Regions from separate parts of the Homo sapiens genome. Here region 2 is linked to region 1. A link is a loop called in an ENCODE intact Hi-C map of the cell type or tissue named here. Cell type or tissue: heart left ventricle. All regions are shown on one strand. Links, peaks and the distances in the headings refer to the core of each region. The heading gives the core; the rest is flanking DNA. Region 1 overlaps ST7 (suppression of tumorigenicity 7). Region 2 overlaps ST7 (suppression of tumorigenicity 7).

Region 1 (5,384 bases), core at 251-5,250:
TAAATTTTCATGAATAGGATATATTTTAATAGATTTGCAATATGTTTTAGAGTAATTATTTTCATCTTTATTCCTCACAAAAATCCTTAGGAAGGAATAAAAATTATCCTCACCATATTAGCATACCACTGGTATCACCTTTATCAACAAAAGAAAGTTTTTAAATATTCAGTTACTTGGATTTAAGCTAGAAAGAATGAACAGCACCCAAAACTACTAAATTCACCCACTAACCCAAATTGTGATAGCATCACATAGTTCAGCTGCAATACTAATTAATTTGAAATTATTCTATGAGATTATACATCTGTACCAAAAAGAATACAAATACAAAAAGGGCACTATTCACCATAGCACCACTGCTTACTGGCCAACAAACCTGTCAACTAACTACAACTCAATGTCTTAGGAGAAGCCAATCACATCTAATTTTGCAGGGGTTCTAAATAGAACACCATTGTTTATGTTGTGGAGTGCTGGTTTCCTTAACTTTACCTGACAGAACTACAAAGATTTAGGAGGTTTAATCTCTCAAAATCTTATTAAAACAAATCCTATTACTCTGCCTCATTATTTGAAGTCACAGTGTATCTAATGACTTTTCTTTTACATGTACTAATCAGGCCTGGCCACCCACAGATATTTGTAAATTGCATTATCTTCTGTCTAACTAGCTCACAGTGTGTGGGGTGAGGGGGGTCGCCATAAACAGTTTCGGTGTGATTTACTTTTCCTAACTGCCAAAGCACTCTCTATGAGGGGGAAAAGATCCGCTATCTAAACAAGATAGTAGCTTGTTTTTGTTTTTCGTTTTTGAGACAGGGTCTCACTCTATTGCCCATGTTGGAGTGCAGTGGCACAATCTCAGCTTACTGCAACCTCCGCCTCCTGGGTTCAAGCGATTCTCCTGCCTCAACCTCCAAAGTAGGTGGGAGTACAGGTGTGCGCCACCACACCTGGCTAATTTTTGTATTTTTAGTAGAGACAGGGTTTCACCATGTTGGCCAGGCTGGTCTCGAACTCCTGGCCTCAAGTGATCCACCCGCCTTGGCCTCCCAACGTGCTGGGATTACAGGTGTGAGCTACCATGCCCAGCCTAGATTAACTGTATCTAGGAAATCATATAACAATATCTAGTTTCTATATTGTTAGAGCACAAACATATAGAACAACCAGTTTAAAGTGACTAGTGTAATTTTTTTCTTAATTTCAAAAGGATTGAGGTCAAAAATCCAATTCCATGATCTGCTAACAATTTTAACTATTATTTTTTCCACAGTGCTTAAAACAATACTTCAAGAAATGTTCAACATTCCACGAGAACAATATCCACGTGAGATGAAAAGAAAAGTCTAAGTTAGTTCCTGATTCCTGGAAGCTGGGAAAGTATGTATTTTATTTGTGTATTTGCTTAACAAACATTTATAGGGCTAATTATAGGCCAGATACTTTTCCACAGATTTCTAAAATATTATTATTAATTCTCATAACTACCCTCTGAGGTATGTACTACTACTGTCCCCCTTTTACAGATGGGGTAACAGGTATAGAGAAGTTAAGGACTTGAGTCATACGAGTAGTGGCAGTAGAAGAAAGAGTTAAACCCGGGTAGTTGGGATCCAAAGTTTGTGGCCCTAACCACTCACACTGCCCTCCACAACAAGCTGCCTCTTTTCAGGAGTACCAGAGACATGTTACCACTTTAGGCAGTTATTATTCAATAATTGTGGACCTTCCTCAGGATAGATGGATGAAAACAAAAGGCAAACAAAGTATATCTGTCCCTATAAAGTATGCCTAAGGTGTTTGTGTCATTCATCTGAACAGAGTTCTACACTACCATGTCCCAAAGTTCCTTTCACTAACATATTATGTAATATACTATGATTTGAATTTTCCTTAATATACCATGAATGGTTTTTTATTTCTAAATCTATCTCATTCATTTAATACTCCACAGTACTAGATTGTGTAGAGGCCTACAGATGTGGTTAAATAGTCTATTGATTTCTTCAGTTGTTATTATTCAGTTGTTATTACTGATTTTATTCTGCCTTTTTTACAGGTCTCATTCCAGTAACTACTTAATACCCCCTGTCAGTCTCCTTCAAAGGCTGAAGCCAGCCTCTGACTGAAGCGCAGCCGCAATGTTTCCTGTCTGGTGCCAGCACAGCTTGCCTGGACTTCTGAAAATTGCAAGCGCTTGCTCCTTGCTAGTCACCACACTCCCCCTTTCTTAGTTGCAGACTCCCTCTTGCTGTGGTTTACCAGGTGCCCTTATTGCCCCTCATGCTTGTGTGCCACTTTGGACTTAATCTGGCACACTTAACTCCCTTCATCTACGCCTGAAGCTGGACAAGCTGAAGTGACTGCGTCACTTTCTCAATTCTGGCTCCTGCCCACCGACCTTGCTCTGCTAGGAGGAATTAGCTCTGCCTGGCCAGAACCCAAGAAGTGACAAATCAAACTCGCTCAATAGGTGGTAATTAAACTTCTGGCTCTAAAGCCCAGAATAGGTTGTCAATGGGATTTCACAGTGGCTCCCTGACACTAAGCAAGGATGTATTTCTACATCTAGTTTTAAATCTTAAACTCTAATAGGATTCTCAGAAAAGACAGTAAAGACTAAGGCCAAAAAAAGTTGTTTAAAGGGGAAAATGACAGTAAGTACAAAAGATAATCTGGGGAAGACCTGGCAATTCTGAAATCAAAACATCTGTTACTAAGTGGATCATGACTGCTTAGTTTCTAGGTGAGCTGAATAAAAATACTAACTGAACAATGATGTAGGTCGTTGTCAAATCTAATCAATTTCTTGTTTGTTTGTTTGTTTTTTTCCATCAGTCTAGAATCTTTAAGTAAGCCATTCAGAAGATGTGATACTATAGAATGATACCAACTGAGGAATAGAGTGGAGAGGAAGGGCTGAAGATGACTTCAGAAAAAGGCCTGAGGCGTGACAAATGTTGATCTCACTCACTGATCTATGCTGTATTTCTTTTAAGAATGTATTAATATAAATGTCCTTTTCTTCCCACATCCAATCCCTATTACTACACCAAATACTTGTTCCTCTAGGAAATGTGAAGTTGAAAAAAATTTCCCCCATTAAATGAGAATTATTCTGCTTATGACATTAGGATATATGCTCTCGCTTTAAAAATAGGAGGCTGTTGAATTCATCATTTGAGTATATTAAATAGACTGTGGAAGAGTATTATCCTCCTGGAAACCTCTTATCCCTCACTCTTATACCACGAGGGATTGCCAGTTAGGTCTAATGACCAATAATATCCACAGCCATAGGTAATCAGAAGAGTTTCTGGTTTCTCTAAAGTGGAAAATAAATTGCTGCCAAGGCAAACCAAATAGCATAGAGTTTTGTATGATCTGCCTCTAATGCTTCTCTGTGTAAACATGCTAACTAATGACATCTGGAGAACAAGCTATGTCATGCAGCTTCCTCAGTGATAACTTTTTAAACACCTGGTTAGAGATCTTTATCCAAGGGTGTAACTGAGTTACCGCACTCCTCAGCCCTAAGCCACCTTGTCAGTTTACCCCAGTGTGCCATACAAATATTACTTTCTATACATGCCATGATATGGAAAAGGTTCGGAAGGCCTGAATTAATATTTATCAAATATCTTACTTTGGCAAAGCCCATATTTTCATATGGTGTCTTTGAAGAATAAAAACATGTTTGAGCTGGAAAGATCCCAGATAACTTTTTCCCAAATGGGACTCCTTCAAGTGTAAGTTCCATAGAATATTAAATGTTAAATTAATTGGGAGAAGGAATTTGAGAAATACTGGGTTAAAGTTTAAAAGTTTTTTTTTTTAAGTGCAGGATGTCTAAGACATTTGGATATGCTGAATGCAGTGTCATTCTCTAGCAGGAGGGTGTAATACAAATTAGTATTTATTTAAAGATGGAGCTTTTAGAATATAGTTTGTTTTGTTTTTGTTTTTGTTTTTGTTTTGAGACGGAGTCTCGCTCTGTCGCCCAGGCTGGATGGAGTCCAGTGGCGCGATCTCGGCTCACTGCAAGCTCCGCCTCCCGGGTTCACGCCATTCTCCTGTCTCAGCCTCCCGAGTAGCTGGGACTACAGGCGCCCGCCACCACGCCCGGCTAATTTTTTGTGTTTTTAGTAGAGAGGGCGTTTCACCGTGTTAACCAAGATGGTCTCGATCTCCTGACCTCATGATCCACCCGCCTTGGCCTCCCAAAGTGCCGGGATTACAGGCTGGAATATAGTTTTTTAGATGGTGGTGAAATGCACAAAAAATGCACATAACATAAAATTTACCATCTTAATCATTTCTAAGTGTACAATTTACTACTGTTAAACATGCTCACATTGGCCGGGCGCGGTGGCTCACGCCTATAATCCCAGCACTTTGGGAGGCCGAGGCGGGCGGATCACAAGGTCAAGAGATTGAGACCTTCCTGGCTAACACCGTGAAACCCCGTCTCTACTAAAAATACAAAAAGAAATTAGCAGGGCATGGTGGCGGGCGCCTGTAGTCCCAGCTACTCCGGACGCTGAGGCAGGAGAATGGCGTGAACCCGAGAGGCGGAGCTTGCAGTGAGCCGAGATCGCGCCACTGCATCCAGCCTGGGCGATAGAGCAAGACTTGTCTCAAAAACAAACAAACAAACAAACAAACAAAACCAATATGCTCACATGGTTGTGCAACCAATCTCCAGAACTTTCTCATCTTGCAAAACTGAAACTTTATACCCTTTAAATCACAACTCTCCATTTCCCCCTCCTCCCATTCCCTGACAACCACCCTTAGAATACCTTTTGCAAGTAATCATTCACAAAATATAATTTGGAAAATGGTGCTTTATATTTTATGGTTCATCGTCTCCTTTTACAGATGAGAAATGGGCCTGAAGATGTTAATAAACTGTACAACATCACAAGTTAATAGTGAACCAGGTCTTGAACTCACTGGACTTTAAGTCTGGCCTCTTTTCACAACACTCAGAGTAGAAAGCTGAAACAAGCTGCTAATTAACCAAATTCCATCACCAAATGTCCTGAAAGTTATTTGTATCTATCAGGTCCATTTCAAAGAAAGGACTAAAAGAATTTTCCCTACAGCCACACTAAGTCCACGATTCTCCAAAGCAGGTACATATAACATCAAGAAGCCCCAATTTAAACATGCCATGCCTTTCTAGAGCATCAATTTCATTTGGTGATTAGAAAATTAACTGTTTTATATTAAAGTAATCACGGATATATTGCAGGGTAAAGTGCAAAATTAACCTAATTTAAAAGGACTTCAAGGGTACAGTGTTTCAGCAGTGAGCTGCTTTTGCCTGTGGTCCAGCTGCCAAGGGCATCCGTTCCTATCTCTGTCTCTAGGGC
Region 2 (5,384 bases), core at 56-5,055, 59 kb after region 1:
TAAATGAGCAATTTCACAAAACTTTTATTTGCACACTGTAATTAACTGTCTTGCCAAAGATCCACCTACAGTTATAATTTATAGATACTGTGTAAGTAGAGTTCAATCCGGATGCACACTGGAATTTATATTACACTGGGTATGAAAAGTGGCCTCTCTCTGCCCTAGAAAAAAAATTTTCCAATTCTTCGTTCTTTAGTTTAAAAGCAATCTGTCAGCAAACAATGTCGCCATTCCCCAAAAGTTCAAATTTAGGGCAATATAATTCTGAATTGGGTGCACAAATTTTGGGCAAAGACTCATGTCCCTACCTGATCACTGCTTCACCTCCCACCCACACCTTTACCCTACCAGATGTAAGGGAATCGCCCACTTACTCATCAAGTAACCACCACCCATGGTTAATCTAACCTTATTTCTAAACATGTACCAATTTACCATTCAGTGAAACTAGAGATTGAGAAACAAGTCTATGCAATTTAAAAAAGGAAAAGGTTAGAAAGGTCAGAAAAGGTCAGAAAAATCTGGGCACATTTATACTCAGAAAATTTAGGATAAAAACTGAAATTCTCCAATTCACTTCATTACATTAACACCATCTAAAAGAGCAATACACAAGCACAAAACCACCACCACAATAACAGAAACTCTCTGTAGACTGTGTACATATTTTATTCCCTGTGTGGAATAATCTGAACTCAGATGTTTGTACTTTAAATCCTCTGGCCTAAGAGGGGAGAAATGTGGATTAACTATGGGTTGGAGTTTAAGTCCATTTAAGTATGATCCAACTGAAATGGAAGAAACAACAAAGGTATGTCTCAGAAATTCCCTTAAGCACTTATCCTAAATTAATCACAATTTGGATAAAACAAATTCATACAATACTCAGGAATAAACTGATGCACAATATTTTTAAAGTACTCACACAATCAATGTAGTTTTTAAAATATAAATTCAAAATATTATTTTTAAAGTAATTCTACATAACTGGAAAATATTTAACATTTAATTTTACCTGTATAATCCATAATGAAGCAGTAAGCAGGAAACTGAGTATTTTCCAAGTACAACTCTATCAGCCAGAAAATGAAACGGCTCCCTGGACTGACGAACCGTTCTGGGGAAGCCTCCTGCCATGTGACATGAAGCACACCCACACTTCTGCTTATCTCTCTCAAGCGGCAACGGCTGGGCTCTGCTCTCCTTTGCCTGGTCTTTTAAAGTCGTCCTTAGAAATGTCTCTCAGAAAATAACTGTTATTTACTCCCATTTCCCTCCTGTATTAATTATTAGGTTAAAACTAAATTTTGGTTTTAGGTTAAAACTCTAAATAAGAGAAAAAATAAATTATTTTATTCCTGTAAGTGAAAAGGACACAAGATATCCATACTTCTTCCTAGTACTCAATGATATGAAAGAAGCCACATAACCTGAAAGGAATCAGCGTCCAAATTTTTGTCTCAATTTTGTCATTACATTCATTCATTTGATAGTACATATGCATATTTTATCCATTTGTCCATTTGAAATACATTTGACTAATGTGAAAACAAACCTAATAAAGGTGATGCAAGAACAGTCCTTTATAGCATATCTAAGACCTCCAACTCATTTATCCAAGTCCTAAAATAGACATCAGCTGGAAAGGACATATGGTCATTACTGAGACACACTATATCTGATGTAATCTTTAATGTCACATTGCCACATACCCTGAGCCATCTTTTTCCTCCATTGCCAATCTTGAGCATATCCTAGCTTATACTTTAAATAAACTTTAACAATGGCTACTTCATCTTGATACAATTATTTACCTTGCCAAAAGACGAAACATAAATAAATTTTTACTTTTTTTATCTTTTTTTGTAAGCAACCTGAATGGTTGGACAATTTCCAACCCCCACCCTCCACCACTACCAAATTACCACCACTTTGAAGAAGATGAGGTACTAACTGTTTAGAATGCTTTTGCTGGAGTAGTGGGGTGTTTGGTTTTGCTTTTGCTACTTTCCTTTCCACTGAACAGGTTTCTCCAAAAGAAATTATAAAGTTGACAATGCTATAAAATGTGATTTTGAATTTTCAATACAATATCAAAAGTGCGTAATACAAATTCTACAAATTCTAGGATTACTATTATCACTTAACAGATCTCTCCAATAATTTTATTTACTTATTTACTTATTTTTATTTATTTTTGGCGGAGTCTCACTCTGTCGCTCAGGCTGGAGTGCAGTGGCGTGATCTCGCCTCACTGCAGCCTCTGCCTCCTGGGTTCAAGCAATTCTCCTGCCTCAGCCTCCTGAATAGAGTAGCTGGGACTACAGGCATGCAACATCACACCCAGCTAATTTTTGTATTTTTAGTAGAAATGGGGTTTCGCCACATTGGCTAGGCTGATCTCGAACTCCTAACCTTAGGTTATCCGCCCGCCTCAGCCTCTCAAAGTGTTGGGATTACAGGCGTGAGCCACCTCGCCCAGCCATCTCCAATAATTTTATAAAATAAATAAGAAAGTACCATTTCACTCAGTCGTCTAATCAGTGCTTCCTTACCATAAGCAGAGCTCATTATACCACCAATCTGCTACAGTCAAAAGCTGTTAATTCTCATCAACTTCACCTGTCACTGTTGCTAAGTGAGCCTATCTCATTTATTAGGCCTTAATTCTCTTTATCTTAACCTAGGGTACAGATTGGGAAGCCTTCCACAAGTTGTAACAATTTGATATAATTTCTTCCTGATAATTAAGATGTGCAAATGGTTAGAACATTAATGTTATGATTGTTTTAAAATAGTAAGCTCAAAATGCCTGATAATAACTACCTACATTTACACAAAACTTACAAGTGTGTGGAAACGCTGACTGCCATTATCAAATATCACCTGGAATAACATTTTATGCTTTTCACAATTTAGTAGTTAGCATGGATTTTTAAAGCACTTATCTAATTATCTGAGTAGCATTATTTTAAGACTTTTTATTTTTATGCTGTGTATTTTATAATTCTTAAGAGACAGATATTTTAAGGAAATGCATTTTATTAATGGAATGAAAACATAATGAAATATCTAAATTAGAAAGTATAAGACCGATGGACAGATGAGTAGATAGATATAAAACCTACAACCTACTTATAGTTAAGTGATTTGCCATACCTCAGAAATCCAGCAGAGGGGTTAAAAGCCAGGCTTAGCAAACAGAAAAGCCAAGTTTAGTCAGAGAAGATTCAACTCCCATCTCAGCCACTTACTACATAGATTATCCTAATTAAGCAAGTTTTTAAACCTCTCTGAGCCTTGGTTTACTTACATACTAGATAGATTATCTTAATTAAGCAAGTTTTTAAACCTCTCTGAGCCTTGGTTTACTTACTTACTAGATAGATTATCTTCATTAAGCAAGTTTTTAAACCTCTCTGAGCCTTGGTTTACTTATAAATTGACAAAAGGCCTAGATCAATGCTTGGAATGTATTAACAGCTAATATGTAAATAGCACTTTGTGTGTACCAGGCATTGTTCTAATTCATGTATTAACCTATTTAACCCTTAAAACGACCCTAGGAGGTATTATCCCCATTTTAGAGATGAAGAACTGAGGCATGGAGGATAAACAACTTATCTAAGATCAGAGCCAGGATTCAACTGGAGTAGCCTCTAGCTCAGAATCCTTGTGCTTAACCAGTACACAATACTGCCTGTGTAGAGTAGGTGATCATACGGAAGCCAAAAAAAAAAAAAAAATTTCAAAAAACTAGGTTCTTTCCAATAAAACCAAATCTACAGTGGGCCAAACAGTTCAGTTCCGAATTCATAAAAATTCTTTCTATATTCTATGATCAATTCCAACATATGAAAAAATTGAACAGAGAATCAGAATGAAAGGGATAATGTTTAGTCATTGTGATAGCTTAAAATGAGAGTGGCATTAGCCAGTAAAGCAGAAATAAGTACTCAAGTGCAGAAAGCTACAACCATAAAAGGACCTGTCCTACCCAAGGCACACTCAGTAACCACTAAATCCCACTCTACTTTTCAGTTCTCCAAATGTCACAGTAGATACTACTTGCCTAGACTCTATAAACACTGACTATAAATTCAAAGCTCAACAGGAGAGCCTTCAACTAGATCCCTCCACCCACCTCTCAAAGAATTTTCTCTATCTCCATCTCACTCTCAGCAAGTGAGACTTGCTGATATGCCTAGATGCCCCCTTCCCAAACAATCACATCATAGTCCTCTCCAAAACGTATAACGTTCACCTAAGTCAGAAGTTCTTCTCGGGTCACCTGTTCTAGGGACCACTATCCTAACCACAATTTCCTGAGACAGCAGTGGGTTGTACTTATAGCATTTGGCACCCCTGAATCCCATCCCAGAGTCCTGCTACAATTTAACCCTTCGTGATCCAGGTTGGAGAAAGAATCATTACTGAATCAAGAGACCTGGAGTCTAGCCAACACGGCCACTCATTACCTCTCTGATCTAAGATAAATTCTAGAACCCCTGTATGTATCTGTTCCTTCACTGGTAAAATGAGGAGGTGGAACTGGAAAATCCCTAAGATCTAGTCCAACTTTAATAATCTTGGACTCTACTTTAAACCAATTACAGTCAGAGGAGAAAACTCAAGTAACTCCTGCTGATACCTACTCCTTTTCTAGCCCCCACTGTCCCCTCTTCTATCCTGCCAGGGCTTTGGGAACAGCCCCTCCTCAAAGGAGCCAGGATGTATTGTCCTAATTCAGCGTGTTTATGTTGGATGCTGATGTTCTGGGGAGCCTCCTCCTGTTTACAGGGACACTGTTCCTTTCTAGGCAGACCCCCAGTAACTCAGCCTGGTGGTAAGTAGACAGATACACACACACACATTAACACACACACACACACACAAAATACTTAAACTGTTGGAGGATCTGCCTACTAGAGGGTTCATGGCTCATGACCTGGTGGGTCACACCTCTTAGGACAATGTGGCCTGGGTGCCAGCAATAAAGCTTCTGAAGGAGACCATTCTTCCAGGACTTGATTGAGACAGCTGGACACAGAGTGTGAAGCTTTTCATAGAGGACAGCTCAGGGGCTGAGACATAGCTCTCCTCTCTTTCTCTTTCATGGCTTCCCTCCCTGGACTAGTGCCTGCCACGCGAGTCCACGGTCCTCTACCCTCCTCAGAGGAGAACGAGCATGGCTTCCACTTCACTCTTCCCTCTTAAATCAGAAAATCACAGCTTTATCATAATATCTTACATCGCATTTCCAAATTATACAATAACCGACTTTGTTATTACACATGTTTTAAAATACCAGGGTTGGATTATAAATGTTCACTCTATTTTTCTGCATTTCAGAAATGAAAATAGGGGGTTTTCCCTCTAGT

Evidence for each region. A loop is a pair of places that touch in the nucleus more often than their neighbours do. Peaks named below come from ENCODE experiments on the same cell type or tissue, not always from the same donor. Only the 100,000 strongest peaks of a DNase experiment are listed, where the experiment ranks them.
Region 2: a loop joins it to region 1, with 1.8 times the contacts of the local background. A loop is called at or near these places in 7 of 110 quality-filtered maps.

What each region holds. Positions count from the first base shown.
Region 1 is chr7:117,069,822-117,075,205 of GRCh38, reverse strand. The region is part of intron 1 of ST7 (suppression of tumorigenicity 7); the gene reads right to left. It also overlaps a transcript of ST7-AS2 not described here. Among named protein-coding and RNA genes, the nearest start is that of MIR6132, 52 kb to the right of the region's middle. In heart left ventricle, for the core only: no CTCF peak of the experiment used is centred there; a DNase peak (open chromatin) is centred at 2,145; H3K4me3 peaks cover 651 bases; H3K27ac peaks cover 1,041 bases.
Region 2 is chr7:117,010,649-117,016,032 of GRCh38, reverse strand. All of the region lies in intron 1 of ST7 (suppression of tumorigenicity 7), which reads right to left. Among named protein-coding and RNA genes, the nearest start is that of MIR6132, 6.9 kb to the left of the region's middle. RefSeq lists a silencer at 3,908-3,957 and an enhancer at 4,948-5,027. In heart left ventricle, for the core only: a CTCF peak has its summit at 3,134; a DNase peak (open chromatin) is centred at 1,162; H3K4me3 peaks cover 908 bases; H3K27ac peaks cover 224 bases.